Regions from separate parts of the Homo sapiens genome. Here region 1 is linked to region 2. A link is an interaction called in ENCODE POLR2A ChIA-PET data of the cell type or tissue named here. Cell type or tissue: Panc1. All regions are shown on one strand. Each heading gives the region's core, and the rest is flanking DNA. Links, peaks and the distances in the headings are about the cores only. Region 1 holds the start of PIP4K2C (phosphatidylinositol-5-phosphate 4-kinase type 2 gamma). Region 2 overlaps STAT6 (signal transducer and activator of transcription 6).

Region 1 (8,327 bases), core at 185-8,184, 490 kb after region 2:
ACGCGGAGACCGATAGTGGCCCCTAATGGCTAGGCGCACTGGTATTTATTGAATACAAGACAAGGGGCAGGGTAAGGAGGGGTGAGTTGTCCAAGTGATTGATAAGGTCAAGCAAATCACGTGATCATGGGATAGGGGTCCCTTCCCTTTTAGGTAGCCAAAGCAGAGAGGGAAGGCAGCATACGTCAGCATTTTCTTCTATGCACTTATAAGAAAGATCAAAGACTAAGATTTTCACTATTTCTTCTACCGCTATCTACTAAGAACTTCAAAGAGGAACCAGGAGTACAGGAGGAACATGAAAGTGGACAAGGAGCGTGACCACTGAAGCACAGCACCAAAGGGAGGGGTTTAGGCCTCTGGATGACTGCAGGCAGGCCTAGATAATATCCAGCCTCCCACAAGAAGCTGGTGGAGCAGAGTGTTCCCTGACTCCTCCACGGAAAGGGAGACTCCCTTTCGCGGTCCGCTAAGCAACAGGTGCCTTCCCAGGCACTGGTGTTACCGCTTGACCAGGGAGCCCTCAAATGGCCCTTATGCGGGCGTGACAGAGGGCTCACTTCTTGCCTTCTAGGTCACTTCTCACAATGTCCCTTCAGCACCTGACCCTATACCTGCCGGTTATTCCTAGGTTATATTAGTAATGCCACAAAGAGTAATATTAAAAGCTAATGATTTATAATGTTTATACTGATGATTGATAATTGTCCATGATCATCTCTATATCTAATTTGTATTGTAACTACTCTTTATTCTAACTATTTTCTTTATTATACTGCAACAGTTTGTGCCTTCAGTCTCTTGCCTTGGCACCTGGGTAATCCTTTGCCCACAACTCCTGACCTCAGGTGATCCTCCCGACTCGGCCCCGCAAAGTGCTGGGATTATAGGCGTGAGCTACCGCATCTGGCTTTTTTTTTTTTTTTTTTTTTTTGAGACAGAGTCTTGCTCTGTCGCCCAGGCTGGAGTGCAATGGCATGATCTGGGCTCACTGCAACCTCTGCCTCCTGGGTTCAAGCGATTCTCCTGCCTCAGCCTCTCAAGTAGCTGGGACTACAGGCACCTGCCAACATGCCCGGCTTTTTTTTTTTTTTTTTTGAGATGGAGTCTCACTCTGTCACCCAGGCTGGAGTGCAGTGGCGTGATCTCTGCTTGGCGTGATCTCTGCTTGGCGTGATCTCGGCTCACTGCTACCTCCGCCTCCTGGGTTCAAGTGATTCTCCTGCCTCAGCCTCCTGAGTAGCTGGGATTACAGGCTCACGCCACCACGCCCGGCTAATGCCCGGCTAATTTTTGTATTTTTGTAGAGACGAGGTTTCACCATGTTGGCCAGGCTGGTCTTGAACTCCCAACCTCAGGTGATCCTCCCGCCTCGGCCTCCCAAAGTGCTGGGATTACAGGCGTGAGTCACCGCGCCCGGCTTCGTTCTTTCTTGTCTCCATGTCTTTGTATGCTGTTCTCTTTGTCTAGACAGCCTTTTAACCTCTATTCCTGAACTCCACCCACCCTTCCAAACTCAGTAAAGTCTCTATCCTCTTTGAAGCCTTCCCTGACCAGCTACACTTCCTTTCTTTGTATCATTGTCTTTGCTTCATACACAGTTCTAGGATAGCTCATACTTTGCATACTGCAAACTTGATCTCCATTGGCCAGCCAGTGCCATTAGACTCCCAACTACTTCGGGGCAGTCACTGTCCTATACCCTGCTTCAATAAAAGGAAAATCAGCCCCTAGAACAGGACCTAGTACAACTAAGTGCACAATAAATACTTGTTAAATGAATGAATGAATTTCAAGACGCTTGAGACCACTGGTAAGAATTTTGGGTTTCCAAAACCCTCCCCTTCCCAACCCCCATTCGGTAAGAATGCTTTCGCATTAGCATCAGGTCCGAGGTTACTCATTAGAAACTGGGCAAAGCCGGAAGGCGGCCACTTTGCAGCAAAGAAGCCCTAGACCTTGGGAGTCAATCAGGCCAGCCCAGGCCGCACCACGGTCTCCTAGTTGACAGTTCGAGGGGCCTCGCGGGCCGCTTGCTTCGTCAGCTTACAGGGATCCCGCACGCCAGGTGAGCCCACACACTGAGCGGACATTGGGGCAGGCAGGCAGGCGCCGGGGGGCGGGGCCAGCGTCGCCCCGCCCCGTCCTGCCTCGCCCTGTTCGCGCGTCCGCTGTCCGGCCTCCGGTCACGTGACAGCAGCGCAGGTGAGCGCCGCTTCCGGGGTCGGGCGCCTGGATAGCTGCCGGCTCCGGCTTCCACTTGGTCGGTTGCGCGGGAGACTATGGCGTCCTCCTCGGTCCCACCAGCCACGGTATCGGCGGCGACAGCAGGCCCCGGCCCAGGTTTCGGCTTCGCCTCCAAGACCAAGAAGAAGCATTTCGTGCAGCAGAAGGTGAAGGTGTTCCGGGCGGCCGACCCGCTGGTGGGTGTGTTCCTGTGGGGCGTAGCCCACTCGGTGAGAACCAGCCCTAGACCCCCGCAGCCCTGTCCAAACCCCTCGGCTCCGAGGCGTCCCTGTTTCCAGGCTCCAGCCTCCGGAGCCCCACGCAGTGCCACTCCCCTCCCCCGGGTTGTCTTGGTCCCTGCCCACCAACCCCAGGTGTTCCCCCAGCAGGTTTTCTGACTGTGGACTTTTTTCTCCCCAACAGTTCTTTACTGCTCCACTCTAGTTCCACCTTCCCCCCGTGAAATCCAGCTCCCTGTGCTTTGACTCCTTCCTGCCATGTCTAGCTTCAGCCTCAGGCTACGCGGACTGGCCAGGACCGGGCGCAAGCGGGGAGGACATTAGGGGGAGTGGCTTTTTCTCGGGTGGTTGTTGGTGAGAGTGTAGGTGGAGGGTGAGGGGCCGAGGGGAGTAGATGGATGAAAAGGTTCTTTCACTTTGCTTTCCACCTTGCTTCCCAGCCCCGGTCCTTGGCTTTTGAATCTTGGTTTTGTCTCGGGGAAGCTCCAGGTTTCCTGGGCTTTCTAATCCTGCTTGTCCCTTCCTTTCCCTTCCAGAGGTACAGCATTTTAGAGAAGCTACCCCACCCTGAGCTAGAAGTTGCACACTCTCAGGACTTATGTATATATGCCTTTGGTCTTAACTGCATCCTTATCGCTGGCTAGAGCGATCGTGTTTGGTGTAGGTGGTGGCGATTGTTGACCAAAGAGAAGGCTGAGGGGCTCTGTTCCTGAGGTCACTATGGTGGTGAACTTTTGAAGCAGGAAACTGCTCTGGGAGTCAGGAGGAGGCCAAGGAGACCTCCATCCCCTTTCCTGAGGATACCTCAGCTGAAAGAAGCACAGCCATTGCCCATCTTCCGTCAGGTCTGGAGTGGGAGAAATGCAGTTATCTTGAATGTGACACGGAATATTTTCGAAATCAGCGTTCTTGAATATAGTCATGGCTAGGCTGTGGAGATGGAAGTTGTGAGGAAGAATACGCGTTTTGTCACATTTTTAATTTGTGGTAAAGAATTTCTTAACCAAAAATTAAGAATGTTGTTTGTGGCCAGTCGGATCTCTTTTGGATTTGTGGCTCTCTGGGTGGTAAGCTCTTAGTGAGTATTCAGTGGAAGGCACTTGGTATGGGGAAGGCTGATGGAGGTAGGGCTGCCTCTCATATGTACCTTCCAGGTGATTCATCCATTCCCTGTGGGATGCTTAACAGGGAGGGTTTTCCCTTGTTAAGGATTGGGGGAGTTACATGTAAGACCTACCTCAGCTTCACTAGGTATATATACTTTAGCCCCAGCACCCCACCCTCTGCCAACACACATCTACTTCAAGTGTTTGGAATGGAGAAATTCCTTGAACATATGTCTTAGTGATGATTCAGCTTGCTTAGCAGGTGGGGAGGAGGGGGCAGGAGGAGCTATAGCTGAATTTTAGGCTGGGAGTCTCAAGTGGCTTTTTTTTTTTTTTTAATCTGGAGGGATATGTTCTGTCCTCCTTTTCTACTGAGAACGGGAGGAGTTGGTTGCACTGCAGTGTGTGTGATTTAGGTTAGACTGCAGTTCATAGCCTCTGTGGAATGATCTAGTAAGGATAGGCAAGGCATTCATTTATTCAATTAATAGACATGTCAGGATCACTGTGTGCCAAACATTGTGCTAGTTAGACACCTGAAAGATGCAGACGACTAGAATGAGCCCTTGTTCTTGAAGAGCTCACAATCTAGATGGGAGAACTTACATAAACTAGTGATTAGAGTCATGCAGTAACAAAGGCAGGTGAAAGGTACTGTAGCAACACCAAGGAGAAAGCACGGCTCAGGATTTTTAAGTACTAGAGCTCCCTTTCTACCCTGAATTAGCAGACTGCAGATCCTGGGGGCCGAGGAGAGCATGTGATGCTTGTGTCCTTTGGGCTGTGGATTAGTTTGGCTTTAGGGAACAGACGCCTAATGAGCTCATATCCTCTGATTGCCTGCATTCGCTCTGAAATCAGCTGCTCTTCCTTTACCTTACACCTTAGACAGGTGGGGGCCTACTGCAAACAACTGGGTCAGAGTGGTCTAGGAAGACTGGTCCTGTTTGCAAAGAGATGCCTTTTGCAGGATATGGACATTTATCCTTTTTGCTGTGGTTGGCCCCACAGAATCCCATTAACACTCTTGTGCATTTTTAAAATGCCTTTTTTTTTCTTTTTCTAATGGAACATGTAGCTGCCTTGAGCTTGCAGAGTTTTTTTTTTTTTTTTTTTTTTTTTTTTTTTTCTAGAATTTCTCACAGCTTTAAAAATAGTCCTGAGTTGCTTACAGGGTTAGCCTAATATAAAATGACTGTTGTGAGCATGAAGTTCCATGGGGGTGGGCGTGTTGGGGGCTGTGTGTGAGGGTTGCTTACTGTAGTCCTTCTTGGGCAGCAGAAGGGTTAGACACATTCTCTCACTTCTGTCAAGCATATGCATAGCCAGTGTTTTTAAAGGAATGAGGTCTGAGTGGCCCTTGCATGACTGCTGCCCAGACACAGTGTATGGGTAGCTCTCCACACCCTTCTTCATGGCTTCCCTATTCATGGTTTGGCTTATCAGATCAATGAGCTCAGCCAGGTGCCTCCCCCGGTGATGCTGCTGCCAGATGACTTTAAGGCCAGCTCCAAGATCAAGGTCAACAATCACCTTTTCCACAGGTAAGTGATGATCCTTGCCATTCTCATGTCAACCTTCCCAGAAAGGAGTAATAAATAATTTTAAAAGTTTCAGTGAGTTGAAAATTTAACATCCTTCCCAAATGCAGAAATTAGTTTTGTGCAAGGAAACCATGAGAATAATTTCTGGTGTTCCCTATATCCTTATATGAATCAGTGTTATCTCTCCTCTAGCCTGGCAATTCCATAGAGTAAATATGTACAGATACCATTACCTGCTCTTTCTCTCTTTTTCTGCTTGTGACCTTGGAGATGCCATGAGAACCATTAGCTTCTGACAGGGACTCCTTGAAAGAAAAACTTGAATTCTCTACTAAGCCCTCCTAGGAAAAGAAGATGCCATTCAAAACAGTGGTGTCTGTTGCTGACTTTAGAATGCTTCTGACTTGCTTGAGATTTGGGAAATGCTGCTGTTTGGATGGGTAGTAGATCCTGGCTCTACTATACCACTTACCAACCATGTTACTTAGGCAGGTCACTGAATCACTCTGAGACAGTCTCCTCTTCTATAAAATGGAAATAATATGTTTTTATAGGACCTCACAAGGGCCAGGCGTGGTGGCTCATGCCTGTAATCCCAGCAGTTTGGGAGGCCAAGGCGGGTGGATCACTTGAGGTCAGGAGTTCGAGACCAGCCTGCAAACATGGCAAAACCCTATCTCTACTAAAAATACAAAAAATTAGCCAGGCATGGTGGCGCATGCCTGTAGTCCCAGCTACTTGGGAGGCTGAGGCAGGAGAATTGCTTGAACCCGGGGGATGGAGGTTGTGGTGAGCCGAGATTGCACCACTGCAGTCCAACCTGGCAACAGAGTGAGACTCTGTCTCAAAAAATAATAATAACAAATAAAAATTAAAAAAAAAGGACCTCACAGGGTTTTATGAGAATCAAATGAGGTAATATGTCTGAAGGTACTTTATAAACTACCAAGTGTATGTAAATGTAATATTGTTTGTTTTCTTACTTTGAAAACCTGAATTTCAGGGAAAATCTGCCCAGTCATTTCAAGTTCAAGGAGTATTGTCCCCAGGTCTTCAGGAACCTCCGTGATCGATTTGGCATTGATGACCAAGATTACTTGGTGAGAGTCCATTAAGGGGTGAGGGTAGCCCTTTCTCCCCAGCAACTGAGGAGTACTATTTGGGACAGCCATATTTGGAGAAATGAGAGTCTTGGCAAATATAATTCTTTACCTTTTTGTGATTGCAGCATTTTCAAAAATTTAATGAAAATTATAAACCTTGTCCTTGGGGGAAAAGATGTAGATACATTAAGAATTTTGGCCAGGCGCTGTGGCTCACGCCTGTAATCCCAACACTTTGGGAGGCCGAGGCGGGCAGATCACCTGAGGTCAGGAGTTCGAGACCATCCTGGCCAACATGGCAAAACCCTGTCTCTACTAAAGATATGAAAATTAGCCAGGTGTGGTGGCGCACGTCTAGTCCCCGCTACTTGGGAGGCTGAGGCAGGAGAATCACCTGAACTTGGGAGGCGAAGGTTGCAATGAGCTGAGATCGTACCACTACACTCCAGCCTGGGTGACAGAGCGAGACTCCTTGTCAAAAAAAAAAAAAAAAAAGAATTTTGCATTCAGTTTCCTTCAGTCCACATATGGACACCTGATGAGGAACTGTGCTGAATCTCCTACCCCAGGGATTCATCCACTTTCAGCTGACCATTTTCCTATGACTTGTTTCTGCATATAAAGAGGGAGGAAAAGAGCTCTGGCCTATTCTGTGTCCCCAGGTGTCCCTTACCCGAAACCCCCCCAGCGAAAGTGAAGGCAGTGATGGTCGCTTCCTTATCTCCTACGATCGGACTCTGGTCATCAAAGAAGTATCCAGTGAGGACATTGCTGACATGCATAGCAACCTCTCCAACTATCACCAGGTCAGGCCTCTCTCTAGCCCCATTCTTTCCCTCTCCTCCCTACTCACATATAGCTCAGCTATTGTCAGTAATAGATGCCAACTGGGGAGAAAACTCATTGGAAGAGAGAATCCATAATCATATCCAGCCCTAAATGGGATGAGGGAAGCTATTCTGTCTGATAAGATTTACAGGCTGGGGGCAGTGGCTCACACCTGTAGTCCCAGCACTTTGGGAGGCTGAGGCGGGAGGATCACCTGAGGTCGGGAGTTCGAGACCAGTCTGACCAACATGGAGAAACCCCGTCTCTACTAAAAGTACAAAATTAGCTGGGCATGATGGCTCATGCCTGTAATCCCAGCTGCTCAGGAGGCTAACGCAGGAGAATCACTTGAACCCGGGAAGCGGAGGTTGTAGTGAGCCGAGATCGTGCATTTGCACTTCAGCCTGGGCAACAAGAGCAAAACTCCGCCTAAAAAAAAAAAAAAAGATTAAAAAAAAAAAGATTTACTTGGAATGTGGAGTTTATGGAATGTTTTGGCAGTAAAAACACTCTTCTTGAACATCTCTACTGAAGAAAAATTTCACCAAAATCAGTGAGCAAGGAATACATCAGAGTCCAAAAGGAGTCTTTGGTTTATGCAACAAATATTGAATACCTCTTATTAGGCCCTATGTTAGGCAGTAGAGTAGGAGGTAAATGAAACATCTGTGGCCCTTACAGATCCCTTGGTCTGATGGCAGTGACCAGTGACCCAGTATTAGCACACCGCAAGATATATACAATAGTAGAAGTCTGTACAGAATATTCTGAAGCTAGTGAAGAGCATCCGAACTCACCTGGGGAAGGAAATGCACCTGGGAGGCTAAAGAGAGTTTTTTAGAGGAGATACTGTAAGAGTTGATCCTTGAAGGACTAGTAGAGGTTAACCATTGGACAGGGTGGAAGAGCATTCTAGGCAAAGGAAAACAGCACTTGTAAGGCACAGAGCCATGAGAGAACTTGGTGTTAGAAAACAGCAAGAAATTCCATTTGGATGGGATGTAGTACTGTGGAAATAGGCAGGAGCCAGATTGTAAAGAGGCTTATAAGCCCCACAAAGAAGTTTGGACTTTATCCTGAAGGTGGTTTTGCAAGGGGCGTGATATATTTGTTATTTAGAAATATTTAGAAAATGTGACAGCGTTTTAGAGAATGGATTGGTGGGAGGGAACACTGGAAGGGTGGATACCAGTTAGGAGGTAATTTTAATAGTCCAGGGTAGAAACAATGAAGGCCTGGGGGAGCGATGGTGGTGGGGATAGAAAGGAAGACCTATGGGAG
Region 2 (8,327 bases), core at 163-8,162:
TGCCACTCACCAAGTGCCCTGAGGAAACGCTGTCACTGGCTGGCTCAGGCAGCTGTCTTCCACCATGGTCACATCTGAGCAGAGCAGGGGGTCAGGGCTGGACACAGCATGCTCCTGAGGCTGGCACGGCAGCAGGCCCCTGCCAGGAACCAGCAATGGAAATAAGGAGAGCGGGGCAAGGCCAGGAAAGAAGAGGCACATGGGGTCAGGAGGGGCTTTGTCACTCACTGGGGGTGAGGCTGGTCAAAGGGCAGGCTCATCTGGCCCAGGCTGGGGGGCATCTGCAGGTGAGGCCTGGAAGTAGGGAGAGCACAGTTAGAGGAAGGCAGGCTAGGCAAATGCAGAGTGGTGCAAAGTCAGGACCACTGAGTGAGGAAACAAGCTCCAGCTCCTTATCCTGACTTAGTCATGGCCTGGGCAAGCTATTTCTATGCTCTGAGCTCAGTCTTCTCATCTGTAAAATGTGCGTGTTATGGGGGTGGATTAGCCAATTTCTAATGTTTCTTTGGACTCTGAACTTTGGTAGTTCTTAAGTCCCCAAGTCCTCACTCCCGCCTCACCTTCTGGGAAGGGAGATGTTGTGTCTTGACTAAGTTAATAAGCACCCGAGTGTCATACTTCGGGAAGAAAAATGTCTAGGCCATTTCAAGGCCAAAACAGATGAGTAAACAAAAACCAATACAGCAGAGAAGTGACAGTGGCTCTCAGGGGCAGGACAGAAAATAATAATAACAGTCATGCACCACATTAACGACATTTCTGTCAACTACAGACCACAGTGGTCCCATAAGATTATAATCAAGGCCAGGCAGAGTGACTCACGCCTGTAATCCTAACGCTTTGGGAGGCCGAGGTGGGAGGATCACTTAAGCCCAGGAGTTTGAGACCAGCTTGGGCAGTAAGTGAGACCTTGTCTGCAGAAAAATCTTAAAAAAGAATTAGCCGAGTGTCGTGGTGCACTACAGCAGGAGGATTGCTCGAGCCCAAGAGGCGGAGGTTGCAGGGAGCTAAGATCGCACCACTGCACTCCAGTGAGTGAGACCCTGTCTCAAAAAAAAAAAATTATAATCAAGCTGAAAATTCCTATCACACAAATATTTACCATTATGTTACTATTTCCTTATACTATTCAGAACAGTATCATGCTGCTCGGGTTTAAAGCTAGGATCAATAGGCTACACAATATAGCCTCAGTGTATAGTAGTCTATACCATCTAGGTTTGTGTAATTATACTCAATGGTATTCGCATAATTATGAAACTGCCAAAGACAGAAAATGCTCCTTCATTAAGTGATCCACGACTGGACTTACACAGCTTTTGCTATGAGCCATGCACTATGCTCAGCTTTTTAAGTGTTATGAACTCATTTAATCTCCACAATAATGCAGTGAGGTAGGTTATTATTATTAGCATTATTATCCCCCATTGTGCAGATAAGGCACCAAAGGCTAAGTAATTTGCCCCAAACCAGTAAGTGGTGGAGCTAGAATTCAAACCTAGGCAGTCCAGATCTTAACTACTACCCCCTCATTAGAGTGGACAGAAGAGAAGAAGACAGGCTGTTAGCATTTGCTGCTCCTTTCTCACAGAAGAGCCTCTTCTAACAATTCAAATGCCCACCCCCTTAGAGTGGGATGGTATCCCCATGAGGTTTTTCACTTACTCCTGGAAGGCTGACAACACGTTGACTGATTCTTCTGGGGAGAGGCCTTGATACGGGGGGATGGAGTGAGAGTGTGGTGGGTACACCTGGGGCCTGGGGAAAGAAAACAGACCCCCTGATGCCAGCCCTTCTCCTGGACACCACCACACCCTGCTTTTGAACAGGTGTCCCTCTCATGGAAAGGAAGATTCCCTGTTCAGCCCCCAGTGCCAGCTCTCCCAGCTGCCCATGCTAAGATTAGCCCATCTGCACAGACCACTCCCATTCCTGTCTTTCCAGCTCCTTACACCATATCTGGGCCAAGCTGCATGCTCATGGAGGAATCAGGGGCCATTCCAAGGTCATAAGAAGGCACCATGGTAGGCATCTGGAGCTCTGGGGTAGGAAGTGGTTGGTCCCTGGAGGAGGGAAGGAGGTACATGTGACTGACCAAGGGTTGATGCCACCCCTCCTTCCTGCAGATAAGCACTAAGCCCCTGACCTACCCACTGTCCATACCACCACACTCACCTTTCCACGGTCATCTTGATGGTAGCTGGGACATAACCCCTGCCATCCTTACCCATCTGTTCAGCTGTTGTGAGAAGGAAAAGACAGCCATGGAGTGCTCTGGGGTTAGGGAGGAAGGGAGGTGGAAAAGGTGGGCATGGATCATGGGGAAGTAAGAGAAGCACAGCTATGAAATAGGGAGTGACATCAGGATGACACGCGGGCAGGGAGAGGAGGGCAGCGGGGAGCAGGGAGGAAGTGGGTGACAGGAAGGAATCAGAGCTGCCAGTTCCAGCTCACGCTTGTAGTGGCTCCGGAAAGCCTCATCCTTGGGCTTCTTGGGATAGAGATTTTTGAGCTGAGCAAGATCCCGGATTCGGTCCCCCAGTGAGCGAATGGACAGGTCTTTGGCAGAGAATGGCTGGATGTTCTCTATCTGTGGAGAGCCTATGGTAGGAAGGAGACCCTGAGATCCCTCTGTCCGGACTTTCTTCCCCTTCCCCAACCCCTACCATAAGACCTGTTCTCACTCCACCAAGGCAAGGGAGAGAGGACCTAGGGTGGGGCTCCTGAGGGAGAGAGACCCACTAGTCTCCGTTCCCACAGAGCTCACAGTGAGAAGGTGAACATTTAGACCACAGAAGGAAGAAGAGAAGCTGGAAGAACTTCCTGAAGATCAGGATCGGCATCAGGAAGGTCAGGACATTTCATTCCCAGAAGAAACCCCAGAGGGCACAGGCACAGAGACAGAGGACTGGCTGGGGTGGCCTCACCATCCTGGCCCCGGATGACATGGGCAATGGTGATGCCCCCAATCTCTGAGTCGCTGAAGCGGAGGAGAAAGGTTCCGTCGGGCTCATTGAGAAGAAGGCTAGTAACGTACTGTTTGCTGATGAAGCCAATGATCAGCCTGGCCGGGATGAAGGAGAGGATGGGGCATGGGCAGTGAGTATGGAGGTGACTGGTGTATGGCTGCTCAGACTACCCAGGGTGGGGACTCACCGGTCAGACCAGTAGCTCCGGAGACAGCGTTTGGTGAGGTCCAGGACACCATCAAACCACTGCCAAAAGGTGAAGCCACGGCCCAGCAGGATCTCCTAGGGGGAGAGGGGGAAAGGTGTGAGCCGAGGGAGGGCCAGAGCTGGAGCCTGTTTAGGGCAGGCAGTGAGCTGTGAGTGCCCTCACGACAGAATCACAGGGCTGAGGATCAGACCGAACCTGAGACTCCATCAATGACAACGACCAATCCTAATGCTTACACGTGCCAGCCACTATTTCAAGCCTTTCCATATATTTATTTGCTCTTTACCAGGCTATGGAAGTAGGGATTATAATAATTCCATCTTACAGATGAAGAAATGGAAGTCCAAAAACGTCGAATGACTTGCCCAGGTCTACATAGCTGGTAAGAGGCAGAGCTAGGATTTAAACCCAGGCATTCTGGCCCTGGAGCCCCTCTTAACTACTATGCTACACCCTCTCCCTAAGGAGGTGTGGCAGAGGTGACGCCCAAAGGAAGGTAACCTGCTGGGTGTGACTGTCTTGCTCCCTTTAGCTAACACACCCTCTGGTCACATGAGCATTTCTTTCTTCTCTTTAAAGATTCTGTCTCACACAAAAGAAAGAAAAAGAGAGAAAGAGAAAGAGAAAGAAAGAAAGAAAGAAAGAAAGAAAGAAAGAAAGAAAGAAAGAAAGAAAGAAAGAAAGAGAAAGAAAGAAAGAAAGAAAGAAAGAAAGAAAGAAAGAAAGAAAGAAAAGAAAAAAAAACCAAAACATAAAATAACATAATATAACATAAAATAAAAGAGCAAGAGTCAGAAATATGTGGTTCTCTCCTAGCCATGGCACTCACCTGCTTTGGGAACTTGAACAAACTACATAACCCTCTGAGCATCAGATTCCTCATCTGTAAAATGGGGATAATAATAGTATCTACCTCAAAGAGATGTTGGGAGGATTAAGTGAGATAACATACATAAGGTGTTAAGCACAGCGCCTGGCATATAAGCTGTCAACACGTGGTAGCTGGTATTACTGCACATGTCCCTGTGGGATTTTGTTCAGTTTTTGCAACAGGAATTCTTTTTCTTTCTTTCTTTCTTTCTTTTTTTTTTTAGACAGAATCTCATTCTGTTGGCAGGCTGGAGTGCAGTGGCACAATCTTGGCTCGCTGCAACCTCTGCCTCCCAGGTTCAAGTGATTCTCCTGCCTCAGCCTCCCGAGTAGTTGGGACTACAGGCATGCGCCACCATGCCCAGGTAATTTTTGTATTTTTAGTAGAGACGGGGTTTCACCATGTTGGTCAGGATGGTCTCGATCTCTTGACCTTGTGATCCGCCCGCCTCAGCCTCCCAAAGTGCTGGGATTACAGGTGTGAGCCACCACACCTAGCCTTTTTTTTTTTTTTTTTTGATACAGAGTCTTGCCCAGGCTGGAGTGCAATGGTTTCATCTTCCCTGCAGCCTCTACCTCCTGGGTTCACCTCCTGCCTCAGCCGAGTAGCTGGGATTACAGACGCAAACGACCACTCCTGGCTATTTTTTTGTTTTTAGTAGAGACGGGGTTTTGCCATGTTGGCCAGGCTGGTCTCGAACTCCTGACCTCAGGTGATCTATCCGTCTCGGCCTCCCAAAGTGCTGGGATTACAGGCATGAACCACCATGCCTGGCCTTTTTTTTTTTTTTTTTTTGAGACAGAGTCTTGCTCTGTCACCCAGGCTTGAGTGCAGTGGTATGATCTCAGCTCACTGCAACCTCCACCTCCTGGGTTCAAGCAATTCTCCTGCGTCAGCCTCCCATGTAGCTGGGATTACAGGCATGTGCCACCGCAACTGGCTAATTTTTGTATTTTTAGTAGAGATGGAGTTTCACCATGTTGGCCAGGCTGGTCTCAAACTCCTGACCTCAGGTGATCCACCCACCCCGGCATGTCAAAGACTGGGATTACAGGCATGAGCCGCTGTGCCCGGCCAGGAACTATTTTTCCAACAGGTCAAAGTCACTTTGAATCAGAGCTCTGTTTACACACAACCTGGGTGAGTCATGCAAGTCACTGGTAAAGAGGAAGGACAGATGGCCCCCAGACCAAAACCTCAGGGATGTCAGAGAACGCATCTCCAGAGCCAACCCCCAGGCCTGGGGTTTTTCCTCCCTGGTCCATGACAGGCCTTCCTAAAGGACCTGAGGGGGCACTGTGGAGAATCCAGTGGAAGGTCCCTGCATGGAGGCTGAGCAGGCCCTGAGTGCCCCAGGGATGAAGAGCTTGGGGGTGGGAGGTCCAAAGGGCAGGAGAATGACCTTGTTGAACTGCGACCAGGACACAGAACGGTGCTGGAAGGCCTCCATACTGAGGCTGTTGTCATTGAAGATCTTCTGGGCCAGGAAGAGGAAGTGCTCTGGGAGCAGCCCCCGGTTGGTCCCCACCTCAGCCATGAACTTCAGGTTCAGAGTTTCACACATCTTCTCCCAGGGCACCCGCTCAGCCACCACAAAGGGCACGCGGTCCTGGGGAGAAGGGGGAAGAAGAGAGCACTGCAGGCTACCGTCTTGTTATTCCTCGGGCCGGCCTTCATCCCTCCCACCTGCCTGTGGCCTACCCCTCCACAGCCCCTGATATCGCTCACAAACATGCTGTTTTTTCTAGGTTACAGTGCTGTGGCCTGATAGTTGTTAAGACTGGGGTGAAAAGAGGTCAGAAGCACGAAAGCAGGCCCATGAGAAAGTGTTAAGGTCACACCCATTTAAACATGCCCACCACCCCATCAGCAGGCCTGCACCACTGCCCATGTTAGAACCCACCCTGCCCCTGTTCCCTCCAACTCCAGGACTTTCCTCACCATCTCAGAGAAGGCATTGTCCCACAGGATAGTGGCTTTGGCATTGTTGTCTTGGTTGCCATGGACGATGACCACCAGGGGCAGAGACAGGGCCTGAAGAGGGTGAGGACAGGGGTTTCTTTTCTTTCTTTCTTTCCTTTTTTTTTTTTTTTTTTTTTTTTTTTTTTTTTTTTTTTTTTTTTTTTTAGATAGTATCTCACTCTGTTGCCCAGGCTGGAGTGCAGTAGTGCAATCTCAGCTCACTGCAGCCTCAGCCTTCAGGGCTCAAGTGATCCTTCCACCTCAGCCTCCTGAATAGCTGGAACTACAGAAATGTACCACCTAATCCAGCTAATTATTTATTTATTTATTTTTGAGACAGAGTCTCGCTCTGTCACTCAGGCTGGAGTGCAGTGGCGCGATCTTGGCTCACTGCAAGCTCTCCCTCCCAGGTTCACGCCATTCTCCTGCTTCAGCCTCCCGAGTAGCTGGGACTCAGGCGCCCGCCACCATGCCTGGCTAATTTTTTGTATTTTTAGTAGATACGAGGTTTCACCGTGTTAGCCAGGATGGTCTCGATTTCCTGACCTCATGATCCGCCCGCCTTGGCCTCCCAAAGTGCTGGGATTACAGGCGTGAGCCACCATGCCCGGCCAATTTTTTATTTTTTGTAGAGATTGGATCTCCCTATGTAGCCCAGGCTGGTCTTAAACTTGCAGGCTCAAGCGATCCTCCTACCTTGGCCTCCCAAAGTGCTGAGTTGTTTTGTTTTGTTTTTGAGACATAGTCTTGCTCTGTCGCCCAGGCTGAAGGGCAGTGGCGCAATCTTGGCTCACTGCAACCTCCGCCTCCTGGGTTCAAGCGATTCTCCTGCTTAGCCTCCCGAGCAGCTGGGACTACAGGCCTGCACCACCACGCCCAGCTAATTTTTGTATTTTTAGTGGAGACGGGGTTTCACCATATTGGCCAGGCTGGTCTTGAACTCCTGACCTTGTGATCTACCCACCTCGGCCTCCCAAAGTGCTGGGATTACAGGCTTGAGCCACCATGCCCAGCCGGACAGGGGTTTCTTAGTGAAGCAAGAAGTTTCCTCAGGGGACTGGCTCTGAGCACTCAGAGAAGTTATTGGACTCACACATCATAATCAAAAAGCTCATGCCATGTTATTAAATGCGTTCTGAAGCTCAATCAGGGCCTCACCGTAGAGAAGTGGTTATTAGTCATCGCTATGGAACCAGACCTCCAGGTTTCAAATACCAGCTCCAACACTTAGCTGTGTGACTGGGACAAACTACTTAAACTCTCTGTCTCAATGTCCTTATCTATAAAATGAGGCTGATAATACTGCCTACCTCATAATGTTATTGTGAAAACCAGACGTGTGTGTGCTGGCACGCATGTGCGTATGTATCATTTAATAGAGTGCCCTGGTCTATAGGAAGTGCTTCCGAAGTGTTTGCTGCTATCCACTACCATTCCCTGCCCTGTGCACTCCATGCTCTTGCTCACCCCCACTCACCCGGGCCCCAGTGTGCATGAATCCCAGACACATGGGGTATGGGGCAGTCACAAGAGGTGAGGGTCCAGGGCCCTTGTGTGTGGCATTGGAGGAGGACTCGGGGTCCCAGATTGGGGCAGGGCTGGGCCACGGTTCACCTGGAGCTGGATGGGGAGTTTGCCGGGGCCAAGTGTGAAGCTGGCAGAGAAGAGCACAGCGCACTTCTCCTCTGTGACAGACTCAGTGCCCTTCCGCTCACACCGCTTGATCTTCTTGAGAAGCTGTGGGTGGGGTGAGGGAGAGCAAGGGCGAGGTCATGAGGACAGAGACCGCTCCTCCTGGGCTTCCTGACATCCTCTCCAAGGAGAGTCCCACAGTCTCCTAGTGGTGCCCCCCTCACTGCACCCCAAAGCCCCTCACCAGGTTCTTGAACAGGGCAGAGCAGCAGTTCCCAGGAATGCTGTTCTCCAAGGGCACAGTGTTGTTGATGATTTCTCCAGTGCTTTCTCTGCCAGGGGAGGTCAGAGTGTGAACGAGCTCATCTCACTGTCGTCAGGTGTGGCGAGTGCATGGGTGAGTGTAGACTACCCACTGTCACCAGCCCTAAATCTCCATGTCTCTGTTTGGGTTCTTAAGGGAGGAGTCCCCATCTTGGCCAAATCATGATGCCCCCACCCCATTCCAGCCCTAAATGGGTCCCTCCCTTTCCTCTGCCTTGACCATTCAGGGTCTCCACATCCCATGGCCCTCCCTCCCCATCCCTTGCTCTTTTCAGTGCCAGCCCTCCAGGCTGCCTCCATCACCCTAACAGCCCTTCTCCAACCCCAGGTCCAATCCCAGCTTACGCTCCAGCCCCAGGAC

Evidence for each region. Peaks named below come from ENCODE experiments on the same cell type or tissue, not always from the same donor. Only the 100,000 strongest peaks of a DNase experiment are listed, where the experiment ranks them.
Region 1: POLR2A ChIA-PET joins it to region 2 with 13 read pairs; 3 of 35 experiments call an interaction of 5 or more read pairs at or near these places.

What each region holds. Positions count from the first base shown.
Region 1 is chr12:57,589,008-57,597,334 of GRCh38, forward strand. PIP4K2C (phosphatidylinositol-5-phosphate 4-kinase type 2 gamma) reads left to right here and starts at 2,185. Exons shown (of 10, transcript NM_024779.5): 1 at 2,185-2,456; 2 at 5,018-5,115; 3 at 6,119-6,215; 4 at 6,881-7,024. The coding sequence starts at 2,283. RefSeq lists enhancers at 1,793-1,842, 1,923-2,424 and a silencer at 2,023-2,282. In Panc1, for the core only: no CTCF peak of the experiment used is centred there; a DNase peak (open chromatin) is centred at 1,908; H3K4me3 peaks cover 2,254 bases; H3K27ac peaks cover 1,924 bases.
Region 2 is chr12:57,096,840-57,105,166 of GRCh38, forward strand. STAT6 (signal transducer and activator of transcription 6) reads right to left here. Exons shown (of 22, transcript NM_003153.5): 9 at 8,312-8,327; 10 at 7,887-7,974; 11 at 7,625-7,747; 12 at 5,990-6,082; 13 at 5,451-5,657; 14 at 3,157-3,251; 15 at 2,928-3,064; 16 at 2,455-2,601; 17 at 2,176-2,239; 18 at 1,953-2,063; 19 at 1,666-1,758; 20 at 229-294; 21 at 11-139. Among named protein-coding and RNA genes, the nearest start is that of STAT6, 10 kb to the right of the region's middle. RefSeq lists enhancers at 3,181-3,703, 4,986-5,486, 5,487-5,987. In Panc1, for the core only: no CTCF peak of the experiment used is centred there; no DNase peak of the experiment used is centred there.